Linked DNA regions of Homo sapiens: region 1 is linked to region 2. A link is a loop called in an ENCODE intact Hi-C map of the cell type or tissue named here. Cell type or tissue: MCF 10A. All regions are shown on one strand. Links, peaks and the distances in the headings refer to the core of each region. The heading gives the core; the rest is flanking DNA. Region 1 has its middle 280 kb from the start of LINC01917. Region 2 holds the start of LINC01919 (long intergenic non-protein coding RNA 1919).

Region 1 (5,397 bases), core at 130-5,129, 300 kb before region 2:
GCTACTTGGAAGCTGAGGTGGAAGGATGGTTTTAGCCCAGGACTTTGAGACTGCAAAGAGCTGTGATCATGCCACTGCACTCCAGCCTAGGTAAGGCTGTCGCGTTTTTTTTCCCCCTCTCTAAAAAGGATATGTATATATATTAAAGGAACAGGTAAAATTAATTTTAATAATTTTTTGACCTGATTTGTCTAAAAATTAACATTTCAACCTGTAATCAACATAAAGTATTATTAAGGAGATGTTTTACATTCTTTTTCTCATACTAAGTCTTTGAAATCTAGTGTGTAGTTTCACCTATAGCACAATCTGATTTGGACCATCCACATTTCAATGTTTAATAGGAAACACTGTCAAGCCCACAGAACAGAAAGGATACAAAATTTCAGTTAGGCAAGAGGAATAAATTCCAAAGCTCTACTGTATATAATGATGACTACTGTTTGTAATCATATGCTGTATACTTGAAAATTGCTAAGAGAATAAGTTTTAGTATCTTCACATATATACAAAAGATAAGTAGATGGGGTGAGGGATATGTTCATTACTAATTTAATCATTCTACACTGTATACCTATAACAAAGCAGCATGATGTACAGCATAGATATATGCAATTTTTACTTGTTAGTCAAAATAAATGCAGCAAATATTACAACAAATAATTTTTAAAGGAAATTTTAGGCAAAGAGGTGATGAACCCAGAATTCAGGATAATAATTATTTCTGATGGTGTTGGGGAGTAAGGAGCATAGGATACGAGGAATCATATGGTAAATTGTTATTTGTTGTGAATGTTTTAACTTTTGGGTTTTGATGATTTCGACATTACTGAAACTAAATACCTAAATATAAGTCATCCATACATGGGAGTGAAAGTATATCATGAAGGAAAAATTATGGTTAATTTAATTATCTGGCTCTGAAGTCCAAAGATAATAACTAAGTATTCAAAAGATAATAATTAAATATCCCAAAGATAATAATAAAAGTAGAACAAAAACAGTGGTATAAGAAAACAGTTATTTTTTCCATAGAGTGGGTAAGAAATACAGAAATGATAGAGGAAAGGTTGATAAATGTGACTAAATAAAAATTTAAACCTCCTGTTCAACAAAATAATACTGTACACAATGTCAAAAGCCCTACCACAAACTAGAGGAAATGTTATAACACATTTGACAGAGAAAAGGCAAATTTTGTTAATATTAAAGAAAGTACTTATAAATCAATTAAAAATAATTAGACATCAGGGAGATACAAAATATCATATTTTACATTATCCAATTGGCTGGGATTTAAAAGTTTGAAAATACAGGGTAGAACATAAATCTTTCCAACCACTTTGGAAGGCAATTTAGTATCAAATATAAAAATTTAAAATGCATGTACTCTTAGGCCAAGAAATTCACATAAATCTGTACTCTCACACATGTGACAAATAATGTATTTTAAGGAATAATCATAGCAAAAGACAGTATACAAAATGCAGTTGTTAAGAAACAATGAGTCATATCTTCATTTGCTAATATTGAAATTTTTATAATACCTTGTTAAAGCAGAGCACAGAACAATGTGTAAAGTTTATTCCCATACGTGTAAAAAATCAAGCACATTATATCTAGAACTGTATTATGTAATATAGTAGCCAATAACCACATGTGACTATTAAGTCCTTGAAATGTGGCTAGTCTGAACTGAGGTATGCTATAGAACAAAGAACCCACTGGATTTGCAAGGCTTAGTATTAAAGGAAAGTAAAATACCTTATTAATAAGTTATTATTTTGATTACAAGTTGAAATGATGACATTTTGAATATACTGGGTTAAATAAAGTAATGGAAATTTCACCTGTTTCTTTCAATTTTAAAATACTGCTACTAAAACACTTTAAATTACATATATGGCTTGGATGACATTTCACTTTAGGCAGTACCAATCTAGCAAATACACAGGAAAGTGTTAAATATAGCTGCATCTGAGGAGTGGAATTGGAGATTTAAGATGAGATGAAGCTTCAGTTTTTACTGTCTACTCTTTTAAACGTTGTGCTTTTTAAAAATTACATAAATGGACTATCTTTGTAATAAACATATTGTAAAACATATCTGTTAAATAATTAGAAAAAAAGAACTAGTTACTGCTTGGGACCACGTTGGTTTCTGTGAGTTAGGTGGTCCCTGGTCTGTTAGTCCCTGGAACATTTGTATGAAGTACCTGTAGTTTTTGAATTGTCATCCTGTATTAGCTTGGCATCTTCAGTAGAGTTTGGAATAGTGGTCATTAGAATTGACTTGAGAGAGAACTGCTGTTCCGCACTTCCTCCTGCCCTATTCCTTACACTTCCATTTATTCTTGTCCAGATGACTAATTAGGAGAAAAATGAGGAAGATAGAGGAGTGGGAACTGACAATAAAAACAAAGACACTTTGGGAAGGTTAACAACCTGAGAAACGTATTTATCATATCAAAATATAAATATCCATGTATGTTCTTAATGCTCCTAAAATCTGAGTGTAAGTTTGTCTCTGTGTATTTATCTATGAAAGGATTAAAAAAGTATAGAAAGTATGAAAAACCATCATCTCCCCAGTTCCCTCACAGTCCACATAATAGATCTTTCTGAGATTTGAAAAATGCCCCACATCTATCATTTGAAAGTCACACCTAAATATGCTGCTACCTTCTAAGTAATCTTTTATTTTTAATTGTAATATTATTTATGAGTTTGCACTTACCAGGAATTCTGTGTTGCTTTAAAAGCGATGGTATGAAACCCAATACATCAAGAGAAAGACATGTGCTGTTGAAATATCGTCCTGAAAGTCATCATTCCGATGATGTATATCATAATAGGTATGGAAGAGTGAAGTTGAATAATGAGTCTCTGTGCTGTGCATTTTTGAATGATCCCTGCGAACACTGTGACAATTATTATCCCTGTGCAACGTGAGATAATCACAACGTGTTTGCCTGCAGAGGGAACCAGTCTGCAAGGTATCTAGTCATATACACCATTGACAGTGGGCCACATCCACTGTAAAGTACTAAAAGCATAGGAAAAAAATAAAATAGATTGCATTTGAGTAAAATTGAGCCAAATCCCATCCTTATGACTCCAGGAACTTCTCATTACCTAGATTTGTTGGACTGGTAAGGGCAAGCTGTGTATATAGTCCTAGTCCTTTAGGTAGCTCTGCAGGTACACATGTGCCCCTTGAATTTAAAATAAAAGTTGAAATTATTTTTAAAAATCAGTAAATCAAGACTTTTTCATGAATAAGAAACTTCTTCGGGTGAAGTCAAATTTCTTCTCAGCTCTGAGAATCCTGGTTATGTTTCTGTAATTATTCAGTAGATTTCTTGTACGTCTTCATATTCATAATTACCTGGTATTTAACTTTCCGTGATGACATTATTAAATCTAAGGTGACAGCTCTTCACTTGTGACATTTAATTTACTTTTCAATTTTCCTTCTTCCCTTGGTCCTTTAAATGGTTCTTAAAGGCAAACAACCAAGGAAACACTGTCCAGCCCACAAAACATCAGCTATGATTATTTTTCTTGATAAATATCTTCAAAATAAATGTGCAAATTCAAGTTTCAGTAGAGTTATTTCAAAGTAGTATCCTTTACGCACAGAATGGTGGTGCTCAGATGCTGAATATGTTTTTAAGATTTGCCTAAGAAAGAGTGCTTTAGGATATGTTTGCTGCTAGTTATGCTAAAGGCCATAAATTGCGCAGCAAATTTCTTTGGTATCTGCTGTGTCCTGATTGAAAAGTCACAAAAGGTTACCTTTTTACATAAGGTGAACAAAAGAACAAATCTCATTTACTTATTTTCCTACAGATAAATGTTTTCCTCTGGTTCTCTTGCACACACTTAAGAATTAAAAAAGAAACAATTATTTTTCATACAATGAAGAAAATATTTTTAAAAGAAATATGTAAAATGAGTAAGAGAACATAATTTATGGGACTTTGGACCTTTCAAATTGGGGAGTTTTATTTCGGAAGTCATTAAGTTTTTATGAAATCTAAGCTGGATACAGAAACCAATAAGCATATTCCCTTGATTTTATAAAATGTATAATGTACTTAATTATAAGCATTATTGATGATTGCTCAGCTACTGTCTTTTATACAAACACTATATCCACCATGGTGTCCTCCAAAAATGAGGTTTTCTGTTTGCCACAAGGTTATAAATGCTCATGCACTCGGCACCACTCCTTTAATTATCATATTGCTCAATTTATCTTTATAAGCCACCTGTCTCCTATTACACAAAACTTGCTTTAAAAGTGGAAGGAGAATGTTACTTTCAGGACTTGATACCAGTGGTTTTTTTTTTTTTTTTTTTTTTAAATTCTGCTTATTAATATAACAGAATATCGTTGGCTGAAAGGACAAGTAGAGGGCACATCCCTAATATCAAGCATAAGGCAGGCATCTATTTTGCATTAATAACCTGTAATTCACTGGGCTTCCAGGAAGTTATTTTTTCTGTTCTTTTATCCCATCTTTTTTGACCATTCCACCTTGTGAAAAAGGCTACTGCCCTGCCCATACTTCTTCAGGCATCATCAGTTCAGCGTGTTCAAGCCAATTTTCAGCTATGCACCTTTGAGCTTCTTCTGGCCATTCAAGCACACTTTATCTAGAAAAATGAGAATCTCTAAGTACCAAAGAAGTAGTGTCTCCTGGGAGCAGGTTCCAACTAAAGACTGATGGCAATTGGTTTCCTTTCTCTTTGGAAGGATCACTTCGAAGCATGCATTGTGCAATGGTTTGGAGAGTTCCCCAGTGAAATTCAGCTCTGGTTGTACCCTTGATTGGCTGTTTTCCCTTTCCTGTCTCTAGTTCAGACTCTCCTACCAGGGTTTCCAGGAGCCACCTCCAAAATAAACTATTTGTACTCAAATTCTTGCCTCAGGGTCTACTGCTTGGGAACCCAAATTAAGACACTTCTAATCACTTTTTCTGGGTTATCTTCTGGACATGTTAGAATAACCCAGGGCTTAGTCCATGGACTTCTTTTCTTAATTAAATTTATTTTCCGGGTGATTTCATGTAAACCTAAGATTTCAAATATCCTTCAGAATTATACAAAAGGCTCTGTCTTCTTTTCAGAACATCAAATATCTCATTGATATCTCCACTTGGATGTCTACACGGTATCTCAATATTACATTTCCTAAACCAAACTCTTGAATTTCTTCCCTAAGTGGCTGGGAACTGAATATCCCACGTGGTATTTGGATTTTTATGTTGAGTGCATTGGTCCTAGCTATGTCATCAAGAGGCATGCAAAATGTGCTTCCTGCATCTTCAATAGGTGAGAACTTCAAATATTTAAAGAAAATAGCCATGTGTCTTTTATTCGTGGATTCTC
Region 2 (5,397 bases), core at 107-5,106:
AAAAAATACTTCAAAAAAGAGATCTTAAAGTGACCAATAAATATAAAAGGGCCTCAAATAATTAATAATCAAGGAAGTGCAGCAAACAGAAGAAAATTTCAACAAAATGTATATTTATATCTTAGAAGGCAAAAGAGCATACAGCACGTATAAAATCAAAATACTGTAAAAATGAACATTCAGAAACTGAGAAGATATTTCAGAGTTTGAAAGATCCTAGCAGAAAACCTTTAAAAAGAATATGTGGAAGATGAGTTGAAGAAAACATCTTCAAAATCAGAACGAAAAAGAAAAAGCTGAAGAGAATGAGAAAAGAGAAGCCATTCCCTGCCTCCCCCCATGATATCTAACATGAGTTGGATCCTTACTATTCTGAGCCCCTTATTATGAGGGTCTATGGTTTTTCCATTCTTGTTATGCATGAAAGGTAATATGGAGAGCTATATGTATTTTAACCTGCTCAATAATCAGCATGAAGATTTGGAAAAGGTTTCACCAATCAACACTCTTTCGTTGAAGGCTGTGTCTTCACTGCCTACAACAGAGGTTTCCAAACTTTTCCAGATTAGCTATTCATTTTCAAATTTTACTCATGTATTTTATGTACCAATATTTATGACTACCCTGAAATGTTATGTTTGCAATGATAAACTGCAAAATCTATGTAAATTTATACACAATGACTATCAGAGCTTCTGATAGTTATTCCAAAAATACTCATAATAGTAAAGCTCAATTGTTAGAAACATTAAAACCATATGCAAATTGCTGAATAAAAGACATGTTAGCCTCAGTTACATTATGTATAATATGAGGACATCCTGACTCATGGCAACACTGCAAATATTAAATGACTCAGCATCATCTTTGTCATTAGTTATTATAAGCATTAATTATTAATATTGTCATTATCGTTTCACATTCAATTGAGCTGATATAATTCTATGCCAGAGCAGAAAAAATTTAGTTTATCTGACAGAGGCTTCTTGTTGGTAACTGCTCAGTTTCTATTCTGCTTTTTCAAATAATGAAAGAGGTTCACTAGCCCATGTTAGCATTTTTGTATATTACTACTTATCTCCATACACCAGCTTGGAAATCACTTGCTAAATTAAGGAAATAAGGAAATCTTAAGATCTACTTTTAAATTGATGATTTATAGGGTTATATCAGAATACTCCTCTTTTTATTACTCCATTTAAATCAAATATAATATGCTTTTAAAGCAGAAATAAAACATATTCAATAAAAAACCTTGAATAATAGTGATATTATTTAGGTTGTGATTCAAGTTATAGGTAATTCACATAGATCTCCAGAATCATTTTTCTGCCTCATAATGGATATATAAAGTTATATGCATAAAATATGAGTAAGTTAATGCATCTGATATGGAAGTGGTGTGCTTGGTGTCCCACCAGAATATTTGTGAATAATTTTAAAAGATATTTCATTTTCAAAGCCTCCTGTTAACTGGAGGAAAGGAGAGGGGCTTCAACTGCAAATAGAGGGACTTAAATTAGTTATGAAGTCAAATGCCCAGATGAGAGGATGATTTAACACGGAAATGGGATTTTTGAGGAACCATGTTTTCCAGAGCCTTTACATAATGCTATTCCAGAGGCTAGAGATTTGTATATTCATTCTCCACTCTCAGATCCACCCTTTGGAGTCCTCCAAATACTAACGTATTTACCGGCATTGTGGATGTCATCGCCATATTCTTTCCAATAATTTCGTATCAAGCCATGATTCAAACCTCTGGTTTATTTCACTGCAAGTGGACCTTGCTTGAGAGCCATTAGAACGCATTTTTGGAACGGTTTATTATGGCTAGTGTTCCATTACTGGAATGCTAAACACAAGGGAGTTATTTATATCCTACTGCTCAAGGTCATCGCCAAGGTCTAATTGCAAAAATTCAAAAAATTGCAACCTCAGGCATAAATGGATTAAGGGAAAAGCCCGACAATTACACCGACTAGCCAACATCATAGGACTCCTGCAATCCAGGCCATCGCAGGCCAAGGTTTTTGAAGGAAGCCCTCAAAGAAAGGAAGACCCTTTTATTATCTGGATTCATGTGAGTTTGCCATTTTGCCATCTGGTGGTTTTCTGCTGTAATTACAACCATTTACCAGTTGACAGGGAAACAATTTCACCACAGACTTAATGAGACGAAGTCTTGTGATTTTGAGAAAAGGGAGGCAGCCATATATAATTATTCCAAGAGACATAATAAGAACGCCCAAAGAGAATTCTGATGTCTGTGGCATATGCTTATGATTGCAGTGATCCTAAAGGAAATCTAAAAGACTGAAGCTGACAGATACTACCATATGCTATAGTTTGAATGTATACCCCAGATCTCATGTGTTGAAAACTTAATCCCCAAATTCATACATTGATAGTATTTGGAGGTAGGGCCTTTGGGAGGTAATTAGGATTAGATAAGGTCATCAAGGTGGGGCTCCCATGGTGGGACTGATGGCTTTATAAGAAGAGGAGGAGGGAGCTGAGATGGCATACTCTTGCCCTTTCACCTTATGATCCCCTCTGCCATGTTATGATGCAACAAGAGGGCCTTCTTTAAATGCCAGCACCATGCGCTGGGACTTCTCAGCCTCTGCAACCATGAACTAAATACACTTAATTTTTCAAAAAAATAAATTGCTGTTTGTGGTGTTATGTTACAGCAACAGAAAACAGACTAAAACACCATATTACCGGATGCCACATAGATATTGCTTTCTGATGGTGTGTGTGTGTGTCTCTGGATGTGCAATGGATATCTTTGCATCAAGAAAACAGCTTGAGAAAGTGTTCTGACCTACTCTAGGAGAAAACCAAATAATAAGCATAATAAAAAATACCTCTTTATAAATACAAACATGCATAATTATGTCAAAATGCTTTCTACCTTAGTTGTAACTCTGAGATATCTAGTAAGACATCTATTTCTCAGCAGGGGCTCCCCAAAAGCCTAAGTCATAGTTAAAAGGGAAACTTAGCTAACCTGGACCCACACTTTAAAAATTCATAAGTTAAGTGATCTTTTGTTTCACCTTAATTTTTTATGATTGTTTTTGTTTTACCTCATTTTCAAGTTATTGCAGTATAACATCACAAAGAGAGTCTAGACATTTTACCTTTAGTCATTAGAAATCCCCATTATCTCCTGGTATCTTATGATTTTAAATTTCTGTTCATGGGACCTAATGACTATAAACAGAGTGAAAAATGCAGCTTTGAAGTCTGGAATTCCTCTGGGCTTTTTAGAAATGATTCCTTCTTTTAACCTGTGAAGAATCCCTCATTAACAGATCCATCCTGCAATATTTGAAAGGAACTTATAATATACCACCTACAGTGCCTTAAATTGCACCATTAGCAATTCAAAACATCTAGTTTGCCTGGGAGTGGGTAATGTGAGAGAGAGAGAGAGAGTGTCTGTGTGTGTGTGTGTGTGTGTGTGTGTTTGTGTGTGTGGAGTAAGGACACATTACAGAGAAACTTAATAATTTGTTCTGAAAATGACTGGTCGTGACTATAGAATGCCTGGGTAAACCCACGATCATGGATGGTGACCTCCCACTGTAGGCTTAAGTATTAATATCTATATAGGCTAGTATCAATTTTTATGTCTAAAAATTACTTTGTGTCTGAATTACATTTCTTTTCTCTTTTTTCTTTTTTGTTTTCTGAGCCAGAGCCTTGCTCTGTGGTCCAGGCTAGAATGCAGTGGCTCAATCTTGGCTCACTGCAAACTCCACCTTCCTGGTTCAAGTGATTCTCGTGCCTCAGCCTCCCAAGTAGGTGGGATTACAGGCCTGAACCACCATGCCAAGCTAATTTTTGTGTTTTTAGTAGACCTAGGGTTTCATCATGTTGTCCAGGCTGGTCTCGATCTCCTGACCTCAAGCAATCCTCCCGCTTCAGCCTCTCAAAATGTTGGGATTACAGACATGAGCCACCGCACCCAACCACTGAATTACATTTTTGTTTATGTTTTGTTCAAAGAATTATGTGTGTTCATTTGCTCAAGAGAAGTATTTTAATAGGAACAGTTGAAGAATGTGTGTGCTGGATGATGCCAGAAGTGTTTGTCTTCGACATTATCCATGGCCTGGAGAATCTTGAGAAGCGCTGATTTAGTCAGTTCTTCCAGCTTTCATCCTGCTGACTCCAGAGATACTTGTTTTCTTTTCTAGGCCAGTGGTTGTAGCCCACAAAGACAAATGTTGTTAGGAACTGAATGCATCAGAATCTGCCGCACATTTCACTCAGGAATTGGTGATCTTCTCTTTTTCCTTCTTTTCTCCAACAGTTGCTTATATTCCAAGATTTTTTTTATTTTATTTTGTTGTGCTATAGGGACTTGTATAATATTGTCTGCTCACTACTTCTTCCACCTTCTGAAACCAGCAGAGCATTTTTTGGGAAAATACTCCAGTGTCTTACCTCCTAACTCTAATCCAACCATGGTGAACACAATGCTGGGTGCCATGCTCTTATAGCCTCCATATTAGACCATAGTTGATGGTGCAAGGATAAGCACCTGACACACGGAGGACCTATCATAGCTGATGCTTGGAATGTTTGAGCTTAGGCATCTAGAGATAATACAAATCAATCCCTCTCTGACAATGGGTGGGAAGTCATGTTTGAGAGCTGGCAGCCATTGTATTTTCCAGCACATTAACGAAGCCAGTTTGCCACAGGAGAGTATGAGGTTGACCTTTCCAGAAAGTAGAAATAATTTTGCAGCGTTTCAATCCTAGATTCTGTTTGATCCTGAGGTAACTTACCTTTCAGCTGTTACAAAAGATAACTGTAATTTATTGTATATGTCCCTTAAATATATTTTTCATTTTTGGATAACTTTGTACAGTTTGAGTTGATGTCAGTGGACATGCAGAATGTTTCTGCTCTGGCAATTTTTTTCCACACATGTACATTGTAGAAAAGCCTTGGCAAGTCCATAGCTTCTGACATGGACCTGTGGTTCCCTTGTTTTCTCCTTAGAGGGCTAAAGAAGACATTTAAAAAATGGAGTAAATAGGCCAGGCATGGTGGCTCATGCCTGCAATCCCATCACTTTGGGATGCCAAATCAGGTGGATTACCTGAAGTCATGAGTTTGAGACCAGCCTGCACAACATGGTGAAACCTCGTCTCCACTAAAAATACAAAAATTAGCCAGGCATGGTGGCATGTGCCTGTAATCCCAGCTACTCGGGAGACTGAGGCAGGAGAATTGCTTGGACTCGGGAGGCAGAGGTTGCATTTAACTAAGATAGCACCATTGCACTCCAGTCTGGGCAACAAGAGTGAGACTCCATCTCAAAAATTAATAAATAAATAATAAATGGAGTAAGTGAAAGTAATAAAGGAAGTG

The links. Peaks named below come from ENCODE experiments on the same cell type or tissue, not always from the same donor. Only the 100,000 strongest peaks of a DNase experiment are listed, where the experiment ranks them.
Region 1: a loop joins it to region 2, with 14 times the contacts of the local background. A loop is called at or near these places in 6 of 110 quality-filtered maps.

Annotation. Positions count from the first base shown.
Region 1 is chr18:53,862,552-53,867,948 of GRCh38, reverse strand. No RefSeq gene overlaps it. Among named protein-coding and RNA genes, the nearest start is that of LINC01917, 280 kb to the right of the region's middle. In MCF 10A, for the core only: a CTCF peak has its summit at 3,004 (motif pointing right); no DNase peak of the experiment used is centred there.
Region 2 is chr18:53,564,850-53,570,246 of GRCh38, reverse strand. The region is part of intron 2 of LOC124904304; the gene reads left to right. It overlaps LINC01919 (long intergenic non-protein coding RNA 1919), which reads right to left and starts at 1,800. Exons shown (of 6, transcript NR_110798.1): 1 at 1,697-1,800. RefSeq lists an enhancer at 2,756-3,612. In MCF 10A, for the core only: a CTCF peak has its summit at 2,082 (motif pointing left); no DNase peak of the experiment used is centred there.